3 separate regions of the Homo sapiens genome follow, and regions 1 and 3 are each linked to region 2. A link is a contact called in ENCODE Hi-C or POLR2A ChIA-PET data. All regions are on one chromosome and are shown on one strand. Each heading gives the region's core, a stretch centred on a gene start or an enhancer-like site at or near the end of the contact. The rest is flanking DNA. Distances are from core to core; before and after follow the strand shown.

Region 1 (4,385 bases), core at 1,169-3,668, 1.1 Mb after region 2:
TCGGTCCTCTCTTCAACCCCAGGGCCAGGAAGCAAGCTCAGAATAGGGCCAGGATGGAGTCTGGGAGCGCTGGAGGTACAGAGGGTTGAGGGTGAGCCACTGAAGGAGAAGAGGAGGGGGCCTCTGTATGTCTCAGAAAATCAGTGCTCAAGCCGGGTTGAACCCTGCTGCCCCGGGCATGGTGGGTTCAAGCCTGACGGAAAACCCCCTTTCAGTGTCCACATTTCCACCCTCCCAGACCTCTGACCTCGGCCTCCACTCCACACACACACACACACATACACACACACACACACAGACACACACTCTTAATCAGGGCCCAAAGCCCTCCTCTGCACTCCCTGCCGACCCCAGGGACTTCTCCAACCTCTCTCCAACTAAATCACATTCACCCCACCTTCTTCACCCTGCTCCGGCCTGTGCTGGCCTCTCTGGACCAGGTGTGCAGCTCGGAAGCACGACTGGGTGCAAGGGAGACAGCCCCAGGCAGGAGCGGCCCTGGGGGCGCTGGGCCTCCCTCCCCCATCAGGGCAGGAAAGGTGGACCCCTCGCCCACACCTGACCTCCTACTCCAGCCTCTGAGTAAGGCTCAGGACTCTGACTTTCCCCCAGGCAGGTGGACAGGGGAGGGGGCTGCAGGTCAAAGCTCACTCCCCACCAACCTCCTCACATTCCTCCATTCACTGGATCAACAAACACACCCACTGCCCAGCACCGCTGCCAGGCATCAGCTCCCAACGCAGATGAGTCAGCCCCGCCCGTGCCCTCCAGGGTGGGGTGGTACCAGGGCAGGCACCAATGTTCGGGTCCAGGAGTGCACCAGGAGACCCAAAGCCCAGCTTGAGGGAGGGCAGGAAGGCCTTCTGCTCTGGAAGGGGCCCTGGAGCCCGGTGTGGAGGGCCGGAGGCCGGCCTTCCAGGTGCATTCCAAGAATTGCAGAGTGCCTGTCTAGGAGCAGCGGCCGCCCAGGTTGGAGGGTGTCCAGTGAGCGCCTGCCTTGGCTGGCTCCTCAGGCACACCCGGGGCTGTGGCCTGCAGCTGCTCCTGCACTGGGGCTGAGCCAGCAAACTTCCGGGGCTGGGGCTGCTGGGCAGGGCAAGGTCCGCACAGGGAGCAGACAGACGCAGCCTGCAATTCGGCGCTTATCCCCACCGGAGCGGAGGCACACCAAAGCCAAAGGACACGCAGCTGGCCTCAAAGCAGAAGCTGCATCGGGGCTGGGAAGCCATTCAGGAGCCCTTTTCTCTCCCCTCGCCCTCACCCTGAGCCCTGGCCGCCACGGCCCACACAGCAGGCCCTCCGGAGAGAGATGTCAGGACTCCGAGTGGAGACACTTTATCCGCATGTTCTTGACCCTCATACAGCCCTTACGGGTACTTATTCTATTTTACAGATGGGGAAACTGAGGCTCCACAGAGTCATATCCGAGCCTGAGGCCGCACAGGGAGTGCTGGCGCCGGTTCTCAGGGCAGGGGTTGTGTCTGCTCTGTCACATGTCACACGGGGGCTCCCCCAGGCCTGCCTTCCTCTGCCCTCCCTCTAGCTGCCAGTGGCCCCCAAACCCCAGGCCTGGTGCGCTGCTTCCTGCAGCTCTGACTGAGGGTCAGACGTCAGAAGGGACTTCCAGAGCTGGGGTCTGGCTCTCATCCAACCAGGCTGGCTTTCAGAGCCGACTATGGGCACGCCCCATGCTGGTCAATGTCGGCGGTGGGGGGATGGGTGCCCCCCTCAATCTAGGAGACAGATGAGGCCGGACAGCAGAGGGGTGGCAGAGAAAACCCACCCCATTGCGACACCTCCGCGGCCCTCATGCAGCTGTCTCCACCAACCGGCGAAGTGCGGCTGCCCAAGACCGCCGAGACCCCATCAAGGGTGGAAGGGGGTCAGGCAGGGCTGCGGAGAGGAGGCCACATGGGTGGCCTGGTTGATGGGTAGGCTCTCTCTCCCCAAAGCCTGGGAAGAGCCATCTCTGCTGAGGGATCCCCGAACGCGGGGACTCCGGATCCGGCTGGCTGGAACGGGAGTCCCGGGCCGGGGCAGAGAGAGGTGAGCGGCGCCTGGGAGGCCAGTCCCACCGGAGGATAGGGGTGTAGGTGGACGGGAGGCGGTGGAGGGCAGGGACGGGGCGGACAGTGGGGGCTGAGGCGGGAGACGGCCCCGATCTGCGCGTCCCACCCCCATCTCCGCCCACCAGGAGCCAGGCCAGCAGGGACCGCGAGGGGGCGGCCAGGTTATTCACGGGAGTGGGGAGACCCCTTAAAGCGCCCTCAGGGACCGGCCACAGTGGGCGGGGCCACCCCCAGCCACCCACCTCCCCCCCCAGGCCCCGCCCCCGGCCCGCGCTCGCTCCCCACGTGGCCGCTGACGGGCGGGGCGGCACCTCCTCTTCCTCCCGCCCGCCCCGCCCGCCCCGCGCCCGCCAGGAGCCACCGTCCGAGCCTTGCGGAGCGCGGCAGTGGGCGCCGGCTGCCCGCAGCCCCTGACCCGGCCCCGGACGGAGCGCCGGCCGCACCACCGCCCTCTGGCCGTTGCCTCACCGGGTAAGTCCTTGGCCTCGGGGTCCGCTTGGAGCTTCAGGGGAAACTGAGTCCGGGAGGAGGCAGGGGCGTGCTTGGGTCCAGGAGCGAGGTTCCGGGCTGCGGCGTGTGTGCCCAGGTGGCGGCGGGCGGTCCGGCGGCGCAGGGTACAGTTCCCGGGCGGGGACCCCAGGGCGCCCCTGGCCCCCCCGGCTCCGCGCGCCCCGCTCGGGACTATGGTCCTCCGCGCCGAGGCACCGCCCGAGCGCGCACTGGCCGCAGAGTGGTGGGCCCAGGGTCGGCCGGGCCTACTCCCAGGGCAGGCGGGATTTCCGCGCCTCGCGGCTGCCACATCCTGACCATGAATCAGCCACAGTTGGGAAAATAAACTTCAACTTCGGGTCCGCCGCCCGGGTGGCACCCCGAGGTGCGCGCCGGCCTGCGGCCCCACCCTGACTGCTTGGCTTCCAGCTGCCCACGCGCAGGTGGGCGCACAGGGAGCCCTTCCCACCCCGCAACCGCTGGCAGGCTTAGGGGAATCAGCCTCCATCACAGCTCTCTGTTCCTTTTGGGTGGGGTAGGATCCAATCCCTGTACGCCCCCAGACCCACCCGTCAACCCTCTAACTGGGGAGTCGCCCCAGGAGTGACCATGACTAAGGAGGGGAAGGCGGGGTGACCAGCTGTGTCCCTGACCGTCCCCAATGCCCCCTGGGGAGCACAGGCGTGGGGGGTGGTCTGTCTGTCTGGGCCTTCTGGGGCTCAAGCTCCCCACCCAGGGCTCCCGCAGCTCAGCTGTGACCACAGCATTACTGCCCACTCCAGCTGGACACACCAGGAGGCAGAGAGGCAGAGACCCTGCCCAGGCAGGGAACCAGGAACCCAGGAACCGGGCCAGAGGTCAGGCACACCCAGAAGGCGCTGGACGTAGGAAATTCCCTTACTGCCAGCCCTGCCCCTCCGTCTGGCACTGGAATGGAGCAGGATACTCGCCCTCTTCCGGCCTCAGTTTCCACATCTGCACTCTGAAGGGTGGGACAGCAGCTCAGGCTGGGACCTGCTCCCTGCCGCCCTGCACTGGGAAGGTGGGGTCCCAGAGCAGTGCCTCAGACCCCGAGGGTGCCACCCAGCCAGGGGCTTTTGGGGTGTCGGTGCTCAGCCCCCAGTGCAGCAAATAGTAGCATTGGGTTCCAGGCCTGGGGTCTGAGACCTCACACTGCTCCCACCCCTACCAGGGCAGCAGCAATTTTCTGTTCTAAAAGCCAGGTTGGTGCAGTGGGCCCTGCCCAGGCCCTGCCCTCCCATCCCTGGACTGTCATGGGCCCTGCAGCCCGGCAAAGGGGATGTCGCTAGTGGGGACGGACCAAGTGGCCAGGTGCGACTGTAGCCTCCACAGCCAGGGCTCCTGAGTTAACCTTCAGGTGAGCGCCCACTTTGTGGAGGAGCTGACGGCTGTCAAGCGAATGACACACACCGCACATGTGGGGACGTGGAAGCTCCTACCTGAAATAGACTCTGCGCCTTCCATCAAAGTGCAGTTACTTCCTGGGTTGGAAAAGTTATGCGGTTCATGCAGGCTGCGGGAGGGGTGGGTGGTGACTGGAAAGTGATGCGGTGCTGCCTGTGGGTGTGGGGCAGGACGCAGCTGGCCCAGCTCTGGACGGGGACAGTGAAGTAAGCTCAAGCCCCTGGCTTTTTGCTGGTGCCTGGAGGTCAAATTTCCCTGTAGTCAGGAATGAGACCTGACTCCCTGCTGCCAGCCCCTCCCCTACCTCCATCTTGCAAACAGCAGGTGTCTGATAGGTGTGTGGTTCATGGCCCAGTGGACACATTACATTGGAGAAGGCACACCCACCTCTGTTTTCAGGAT
Region 2 (4,562 bases), core at 1,278-3,777:
GTGGATGAATTGGCCTTTTCTCCTTTCCCCCAACACTCCAGGGTCATTCCTGCCTGAGGACTCCTGCCCTCAGAGCTCTCCTGGGGCTTTTATTTATTTTGTTTTGAGACAGAATGTGGCTCTGTTGCCCAGGCTTGAGTGCAGTGGTGTGATCTTGGCTCACTGCAACCTCTGCCTCCCAGGTTCAAGCGATTCTCCTGCCTCAGCCTCCCGAGTAGCTGGGACTACAGACGTGCGCCACCACGCCTGGCTAATTTGTTGTATTTTAGCAGAGATGTGGTTTCACTGTGTTGCCCAGGTTGGTCTTGAACTCCTGAAGGCAATCCACCTGCCTCGGCCTCCTGAAGTGTTGGGATTACAGGCGTGAGCCACCTCGCCGGCCTCTCCTGGGGCTTTGAACGCCTGCCTCCCTCCTCTCATTTGGGTCTCAGGTCACCCGCCTGCCTCTGAGTTCACCCCTGACCACCTAGACTCTGCCTGTTCCATCATCTTTGTTCCATCTCTGCCTGTTCCATCATCTCGGCAAGATCCGGTATTTCCTTATGTGTTTATGGCCTACTTCTCCTCACTGGAATGTAAACTCTTAGAAAGCAGAGATCTTATCTATCTTGTTCACCTATGCATCCTTGGCTGTTATGAGGATCATGGGAGAGCAACAAATATTTATTGAGGAAATAAAAGAACAAGGTAATAAAGCCAGAACAAAGTGGTGGCAGTGGAGATGGATTCAAGAAATACTGAGAGGCCGGGCATGGTGGCTCACACCTGTAATCTCAGCACTTTGGGAGGCCAGCTGGGAGGATCACTTGTGGCCAGGAGTTCGAGATCAGTCTGGGCAACATAGCAAGATCTCCTCTCTGCAAAAAATTTAAAAAACATTAGCTGGGAGTGGTGGTGCACACCTGTAGTCCCTAGCTACTTGGGAGGCTGAGGCAAGAGGATCTCTTGAGCCCAGGAGTTCGAGGTTACGGTGAGCTGATTGCCACTGCCCTCCAGTCAGGGTGACAAAGATACCCTAACTCAAAGAAATATTGAGGAAGTAGAATCTTTTCCACCTGTTGTAGTAGGGCGTAAGGGAGCGGTGCAGGCATCCCAGGTTTCTGGCTAGGGTTGTGGGTGAGCAGAGGGGACAGTTACTGGGCGCAGCGGCACAGAAAGAATGAGCAGTCGATGCTTGGCGGTGCCCAGCCCAGTGGCTGAACTTAGTGACATCCAAGCTGCAGTCTGGCTGAAATCACTAACCTGAAAGTGGTATGGAGAAAGTTTGTTTGACCCTGACTCAGTGCCTCTCCCCGGGCCAACCCTACCGTGTTACCTAGGAGCTCCCCCTTTGTCTTTATAAATGAGATAAAAGTAACCAGACCTCCCTGGAAAAACCGAGGAGCACTTGCTTCTCTGGTGACTGCGGGGCCTAACTGCAGGGTTCACAAAGGGCTGCTGGTGCTGGGTGATAACATCGGAAAGGAACAGCAGTTCACAAGATGGGGCTGGGGGACTGGCCCAGGAACCCCTCCAGGTTAAATGATGCCTCCGGGCCCCGCACTTGGGACGTCTGCAGGCACTGGGAGGGTTTTTCCCAAGCCGCTGGCAGCAGCGAGCGGAGCCTCGCCCATTGAATCAGCATGCCCTCCCGGCTGGCTGCTGAGTCAGGCCTGCGGAGCCGGCGAAGCCGCAGGACTTGACCCAGGCGCGCTCCGCTGCCCTTCAGGCCGGGCTGGAGGTCGAGGCCCTGCAGCCAGGGAGATGCGCCGGTGGCTGCGTGGGGACAGAGGGGGGTTGTCTCCCACCCTCACAGTCTACACCCCGGCCCTTCCCCTTTGCCCGTCTGAGGCGCAGTTTGTGTCGAGGGGGAGCGCCTGGAAAGTTTCCTCGTACAGATACGAGGGTCCAAAAGCCCCGAGGAGAGGGAATAATGAGAAGGGGAGGGCGCAGGGTTAGAGGTCAGGGTCTCGACCAAAGGCTGTCGGTTTTCCTGGAGGAGGGAGAAAGGCCTGGCCGGGATCATCTGATTCCGGGGCCTCCCGAAGGCCTCCTAGCTGGGTTTTGGGGGGACCGAAACGAGCGCATGAAGCTCGCGGGCCTGGGAGTGGGGTGGGGCGGGAGCCCAGTGGTGGCGGCTGCGGCCGGGCCTGCACCGTCCCCGGCCGCATTCTGGTAGGGCCCACAGTCCGGCTGGAAGGGAAGCTGCCGAAGCGCTCGGTCATCGCGGCTGCGGAGTCGGAGAGGCCAGGGCCTGGCCGCCCACCCCGCGAGCCGCGCCCTGCCCCGAGCGCCCCACCCCCGTCCGCGTTACAACCGGGAGGCCCGCTGGGTCCTGCACCGTCACCCTCCTCCCTGTGACCGCCCACCTGATACCCAAACAACTTTCTCGCCCCTCCAGTCCCCAGCTCGCCGAGCGCTTGCGGGGAGCCACCCAGCCTCAGTTTCCCCAGCCCCGGGCGGGGCGAGGGGCGATGACGTCATGCCGGCGCGCGGCATTGTGGGGCGGGGCGAGGCGGGGCGCCGGGGGGAGCAACACTGAGACGCCATTTTCGGCGGCGGGAGCGGCGCAGGCGGCCGAGCGGGACTGGCTGGGTCGGCTGGGCTGCTGGTGCGAGGAGCCGCGGGGCTGTGCTCGGCGGCCAAGGGGACAGCGCGTGGGTGGCCGAGGATGCTGCGGGGCGGTAGCTCCGGCGCCCCTAGCTGGTGACTGCTGCGCCGTGCCTCACACAGCCGAGGCGGGCTCGGCGCACAGTCGCTGCTCCGCGCGCGCGCCCGGCGGCGCTCCAGGTGCTGACAGCGCGAGAGAGCGCGGCCCTCAGGAGCAAGGCGGTGAGTCCCCGGCGTGCGCCCCGGACCGCGGCCCCCTCCTCATCCTCCGCCCCGTCCCTGTCCCGCTCCTCTTCGGACCCGCCCCGGCCGTAACTCTGTCCCCATCCAGGCCTCCTTCCCGGTTTGGGTCCCGGCCCCTCTCCGTTCCCACCCCGGTACCCGCCCCAGTTCACCGCCCCGGCCGGTCCGCGACCCCTTCCAGGTTCAGGTCGGGTTCTTGTCCCCGGCCCTTTTGCCAGCCCCGGCTCCCGGCGCCGCGCGTCCTCCCCATCCGCGTCCCACTGCAGGTTCCGGTCCCCGGCCCTGCCCAGGGCCCCGCCCTGGCCCCGCATCCCCGGCTTGGCCCTGCTGCGGGCGGCGGCGGCCGTTCCCGGGGACAGCTGTGGACCCCGGGAACCCGCGACAGGGGAGGTGGCTGACCCCGGGATCGCGGCGGGCGGGGAGGCCGGAGGCCCGGCGGGGCTGGCTTTGTCCGATTCCTCCTCTTCCTTCCACCCCCGCCTCTCCCGGCACCGCCCTGAGCGGACGCGCCTGTCATTCTCGCGGGCGGCGGGGGGCCGGGTCCCTCCCGAGAGCTGGCTCCGCTTTGCCTCCTTGGCGACCCCTTATTTTCAGTAACCAGATGCGAAACGTTTCAGGCGACCCTGTTCACCTAGGCTGGCGTTGCTCCAACTAAACTTGAAGCAGCCTCCGTCCTGGAATGCTTTTTCCATGTAAAATTGGGTGTACCCTTTTCCTTAAGAAAATTAAAATAAAGCGTAAAAGTAGTGAAATTAATGCGTGATGGAGTGGATGGTTTTATAACTTAACATTTGTAGGTCATTTCTAGGTATATTTGTATTAGAATTGTTGCTGCCTGTTACTGTTTTATTATTTAAATGAATTAAGAATTTACATATTAAGCGTTTGAAAAGGAATACTTACAAAAATGATGTTTTTTAAAAATGTGAGAACAAAAAATTTGAGATATACTATTTCAGGTGTTCTGTAAAAGGGCAGTTAGAGCTTTGATTCTTTGCATTAGTTAAATCCCAAGGCCTTTTTTTTTGGTACGGCATGACTAAGCCATTGATCAGAATCAGCTCGGAATACATTGCACTAGTTTAGTGAAAGACACTTTAGAAAACTGGAAGAACCTCCTGAAGTTATATTACAGACATGGCCTTGCTTCTTTCAGGGATTGTCAGCAAGCCTGTTATGGTGAGAAATTTGACCTATTGCTCTGTTTCCTAAATATTTGTAGGAATACAATGATACTAAGTATGAAGTATATTTCAACTTGTATGGAATTCTGTGTGGGAGGGTAGGCACTCTAAAGAGCCAGTGTCTCTCCAAGTCATCAAAGAATGCAGCATCATGTTGCAGTTGAGCCTGGCAGCCCTGTCTGGCACTGAGTGCTGTGGAGGACCCAGGTGGTAACCTCTAACCCTACTGCAGCCTTGGCATTGTCTTAGAGAAAAGCATCCAGACATGCACAGGACTCTGGACAGCGTTTATCTCCAGCAAGGGGGGAGGGAATGACACTGGGGAGAGGCACACAGTATCTTCAGTATTTCATAGCAAATAACTGCAGTCGTTTAAACTTACACATTTTTTTTTTTTTTGAGATGGAGTCTCGCTCTGTCGCCCGGGCTGGAGTGTAGTGGCGCGATCTCGGCTCACTGCAAGCTCCGCCTCCCGGGTTCACGCCATTCTCCTGCCTCAACCTACTGAGTAGCTGGGACCACAGGCGCCCGCCACCACGCCCGGTT
Region 3 (4,614 bases), core at 23-2,522, 1.0 Mb after region 2:
ATGGGGCACGGCCCCTCCGGAGAGGAGGCCTCTCCTCGGGGAGAGGAGGGGATGACAGAGGCAGAGGTGGGGCAGCCAGGGAGGTAGGAGGGTGCTATGGACTGAAGTGTGGCCCCCCCAAATCCTTATGTCAAGCCGCAACCCCCAATGTGACTGATTTGGAAATAGGGTCTTTAGAAGGTAACTACGACCTTTACGAAGTCATAAGGGTGGGCCCTAATCCAACAGGGCTGTGGCCTTCCAAGAAGAGGAGGAGACACCAGAGGTGGGCGCAGCAAGGCCGGGAGAAGGTTTCATGAGAAACCAGCTCTGACACTGGTGGCACCTTGATCTTGGACTTCCAGGCTCCAGAGCTGTGAGAAAATAAAGGTCTATCGTCTAAGCTGCCCAGGCTGAGGTCTTCTGTTACGGTAACTTGGGCTCACTCATCCAGAGGGGAACCAAAAGCATGTGGGGTCCTGGCACCCACAGGCAAGCGCTGTCAAGAAAGAGGAAGCAGAAAGCATGTGCATGGCTGCTCCTTCAGAGCCTGCAGAAAACTGTGCAGACAGGGCACGGGCACAAACCCATGTGAGCAGAGAAGCATCTCTCCGGGTGCACACCCGCACTGCTGAGATGCACCTGCCCCCGCAGGGCTCAGATGTTCCCTGTGAGAGCAGTGCCATCCCCCACGCCTCCTGAGGCTGCCTGGGTCCCATAATGGCCACCGTGCCATCTCCTATCCCACAAGCCCTCCTAACCCTGCCTCTCCCTCGTCAAGAGGCAGGGGCTGTGTCCCCTCCCCTTGAGCCTGGCCAGGCCTTTGGGTCTCTGCTGACAGAGGATAGCAGAAGTGAGCTGGGTTAGCTTGGTGCATTACAGTTGCTCACGCCTGTAATCCCAGCACTTTGGGAGGCCGAGGCAAGACGGTCACTTGAGCGGAGGAGTTCAAGACCAGCCTGGGCAACATAGTGAGACCCCCCTCTCTACAAAAAAAAAAAAAATTGTTTTAATTAGCCAGGCATGGTGACACACATCTGTAGTCCCAGCTACTCACAAGGCTGAAGCAGGAGGATCGCTTGAGCCTAGGAGGTCAAGGCTGTAGTGAGCCATGATTGCACCACTGCACTCCAACCTGGGCAACAGAGCAAGACCCTCTCTCAAAAAAAAAAAAGGGACTGGGTGACTTGCAAGGCTATGTTCTGTCAACTGACAAAAAATAGACCAACACTGTAGATCAGGAAACAAAAGAGAAGGAGGGCCTCAGGAACTGCGGTTCAGGAGACACAGATCTAGCAAGGAGCTCAAACGTGTCTGTGCGGGGGAGGCCGGGCAGGGGCTTACAAAGGTTTGCTGTGAGTCTACACATCCGGAAGCTGTTGGCATGGTCCATGACCGACGGTGGGGGCTTAACAGCTTAGGACAGCTCTGGCTGATGATCAATCTAGTCAGGTGTGCCTGTCTCCAGGAGACCAGTGATCAGGCCCGGTGTGAATGGTTCAAATCAAATGCAGCTGGTTCACGATCCGGCCCAGGTCAACAGATCAATTCTATCTGGCGAGTTGGACGGGGTCCAGCTCCTCTTGCCCTCCCAGTTCCTTTTTAGATAGCCCTGACATAACCATCTCCATTACGGATTTTCTTTTCACAGCTCTGGAGTCCACGCACCTCCATCTTGTTCTCCTGGGAGGCTGACTTGGGCTCCAGCCACCATGCCGAGTGAACCATGACAGAGGTGGCCCTCCAGCCCCCACTCGGGCACCCCGGCTGATGCCACGTGGACAGAGATGAGACAGTCCTGCTGAGCCCTGCCCAAATTGCAGATTTGGGAGCAAAATGCATGGTCTCTGGGATTTACGTCTGAGGGTCATTTGTGACGCAGCAACAAACAGATGCATTTTGCCGGTGGCGCATCCGCCCACGACGGAGCCTGGCTCAGCTCTGCAGGTGCGCTGCACCACCCCTGGTGTCCTGGCGTCACTGGTACCTGTTTCTCTCTCAAAGCTGTCCTGGTTTGGAAGATGAGTGGTACAGCCATCCCATCAATGCGAAACCAAAGGCCCCCTGAGGCAGCCCCCACAATTGAAGAGCAGGCTGCCCTCAGAAGGGGCCCAAACCCCTGCCATTGGACCAAACTGGCTGATTTAGTTTCCTGCCCTCTAAAGTGGAAATTAAGAAACTGACAATGAAAATGTCCCCTTTAGGCTGGGAGCGGTGGCTCATGCAGATAATCCCAGCACTTTGGGAGGCTGAGGCAGGAGAATCACTTGAGCCCAGGAGATGGAGGTTGCAGTGAGCTGAGATCGCACCACCGCACTCCAGCCTGGGTGGCAAAGCGAGACCCTGTCTCAAAAAAAGTCATAGCTTGACTTCCAGAGTCTTCCTGTCTGCCCGGTGCTGGTCGGTGGTCTCTGGAAGCCCTCCAGCTGCCACCTTCCTTTCTGTCCCTCCCCGGGAGGGATATGCAGGCCCAGAGGAGGTGACTCCAGGCGGGTGGTCCCAGAGGAAGGGGGCTCCACCCTTCCCCTGAGTAGTGGGGAATGTGGCTTCACCCTTCCCCTGCATAGTGGGGAATGTTTGGGATCTGCTGGGAGGGGTCTGCCATGGGGGCAGTGTGGGAAGGTACTCAGAAACCACCAGCACCCCCCACCCTGGTGGCCCTGGATTCTGGTGGGGCCACTGGAAGCCCGGACCCATGCAGGTCTCAGCAACATCACCCCCTCCACAGTGAGATCCGTGTCAGAGTGACCCGCCCCAACCAGTCCCAGGGCTCCCTGCTTCTCAGACCCTCCCTCCTTCCCAGCCCAGAGCCCCTCCCTCCGAAGCTTCCCTTCTCCTACTCCACCCCTGCTGTGGGGAGAAAAGACCTGCAGAGTACCCCAACAAGCCCTCTGCACTGGGGGAGGGGTGCACGTCCACTCACCCAGAAGGGGATTGGGAACCAGAAGCCAGGTGAGCCTCCCTGAGATCACAGGGCCTGATTCCGGGACCCCAGTGTCCAACACCTGCCCCCCCAGGGTGCTCCACAGCCCCTGCCTACACCTCAACCCCCCTCCACCTCCACATCTGTTCAGGTGATGTCCAACACCACCCGAATCTTACTGACCACTGGTGAGAAAGGGAGGGGCGAGGTTGGCCTCTGCATGGTAAAGCTGGGTAAACTGAGGCAGCACGTTCTGGGCAGCCCAGGACGCCCAGGTTCCCGCCAGCCCACGGCCTCTCCCGCCTTGCACGGGCTTCACAGTTTGCCAGCGAGGGCACAAACGGGGGCTCCGCGGGCCGGCGACTCACCGCGCCTTCCCTACCCCGCCCCAGTTTCTCCCATGGAGCTGGTCTGCAGGCCCGGCATCCACAAGCCCCACCGCACTGCACCGCTCTGCAGGTCGCTGGCGCCTGTTCTGGCCTCGCTGGGACCCCCACCCAGACGCACCCCACAGCCAACTCCACCGGACCCACGCTGCCCGAGTATTTTTAGCAGAGGGTCAGATGCCTCTTAAACCTCAGCTGAGACGTGAATTTCCTCCCTGACAGCTGCGGCCAGGAGCCGCACGTCCTGCCTGGCGGGCGTGGGCGGTTCTGACCTCGGAGGCACAGCTGCAGGGTCTGCAGTCCTCTGGGAACTTCCTCCTCCCAGGTGCCCCGATTTGGGCTCCCTGGGTGCCTCCGCCCCAGGCCGCCCACCAGGCGCTCACTTGCCCGGTCCTCCGTCTGGAGCCCCTCCCGATGGCCGTCGCCACCCACTCTCCTTCTCTGTCTGGAAGCTTGGAGAGCAAGAGCAGAGGCCTGGGTTCAGATTCTCAGGGATCTGGGTTCAAGTCCTGCCCCCACCCCCCTGCACTTGGGAAAGCTGCTACCTCTCAGAACCCGTTTCCTCCACTGTGAAGTGGAAGGAAAATTGCCCACCTGGGGGCTGTTGCGACTATAACCAGCCAGCGGTGCCTGCAGCACCCACAGACCCCCAGGCGTCTTCAGGGCTCCCTGTGCCCCAGCCAGCGCCAGGAGCCTGCAGGACCGAGAGGGGCCCTGGCAGGGCTGCACAGATATTCAGATGTTCAGACCTGAGGCCCAAGACCTGCCTGCCAGGACAGGGACGCTCCTGCCTGGGGATGCTGGGGTCCCAGAAAGTGAGAAGCAGTGGCCCAGCGCCCTCTGCTCTCACTTCCTCCCCACCAAGCACAAGTACTAATTACGCACACCTCAGCTCCCCGGGGGGGCCAGGAGGAAATGCCCGGCAGAGCCCTCCGTCCTACCCCGTGCAGCCTGGGTCTCCCTCCACGGGCCCAGCCTCTTCCACTGCTGCTTTCAGTTACCCGGCTTTGTAGGCGCAAACACCCTGTCTGTTTTCTTCTTTCTCAAGCCATCTTAGCTGCTTTTGATCTGTATTCTTCCATGTAAAATGTAGACTACATTTATTTATTTCTTTAAAAAAAAATTGAAGCCCAAATGAGACTCCAATTAGAATTGCATTGAATTTATTATGTCCCCATAATTCTCTGGGGAGAATTATGTGTTTATAACATTACGTTTTCCTGTCCGTTCTGTTAGGCTTGCTAAGTAAGCTGACATGTGATCTGCAAATGATGGCAGATGACTGTGTGAGGTGGCCTTGGGAATGTCATGGCTCCTCTCCACAGC

The links. A loop is a pair of places that touch in the nucleus more often than their neighbours do. ChIA-PET counts read pairs that join two places held with the same protein, here RNA polymerase II (POLR2A). Pooled maps may share reads with other maps.
Region 1: a pooled map shows a loop between it and region 2 (2.5-fold over the local background). The contact joins the promoter of INF2 here to the promoter of KLC1 in region 2. A Hi-C loop is called at or near these places in 1 of 37 single-sample maps with no recorded cell type and 2 of 50 pooled maps. POLR2A ChIA-PET finds 5 or more read pairs at or near these places in 1 of 52 experiments (BJ).
Region 3: a pooled map shows a loop between it and region 2 (5-fold over the local background). The contact joins the enhancer-like site here to the promoter of KLC1 in region 2. A Hi-C loop is called at or near these places in 2 of 37 single-sample maps with no recorded cell type and 3 of 50 pooled maps.

What each region holds. Positions count from the first base shown.
Region 1 is chr14:104,687,200-104,691,584 of GRCh38, forward strand. INF2 (inverted formin 2) reads left to right here and starts at 2,419. Exons shown (of 23, transcript NM_022489.4): 1 at 2,419-2,540. RefSeq lists enhancers at 413-1,400, 1,401-2,390 and silencers at 2,083-2,342, 2,443-2,532, 2,553-2,792, 2,883-2,932.
Region 2 is chr14:103,626,684-103,631,245 of GRCh38, forward strand. KLC1 (kinesin light chain 1) reads left to right here and starts at 2,528. Exons shown (of 17, transcript NM_001394837.1): 1 at 2,528-2,811. It overlaps LOC105370688 (a long non-coding RNA gene), which reads right to left and starts at 2,460. Exons shown (of 3, transcript XR_944248.2): 1 at 2,349-2,460; 2 at 1,056-1,242; 3 at 819-857. RefSeq lists an enhancer at 1,566-1,655 and silencers at 2,096-2,295, 2,386-2,745, 2,796-2,915, 3,006-3,055, 3,096-3,275.
Region 3 is chr14:104,656,684-104,661,297 of GRCh38, forward strand. It overlaps LINC02280 (long intergenic non-protein coding RNA 2280), which reads right to left. Exons shown (of 2, transcript NR_135293.1): 2 at 4,437-4,614. Among named protein-coding and RNA genes, the nearest start is that of LINC02280, 6.6 kb to the right of the region's middle. RefSeq lists enhancers at 1-163, 380-489, 1,640-1,769, 1,820-1,889, 2,590-3,184 and 1 more. Within about 2 kb of position 1,273, at least 7 of the 41 ENCODE cell types and tissues checked have a DNase peak (open chromatin) inside an H3K27ac peak, as active enhancers do.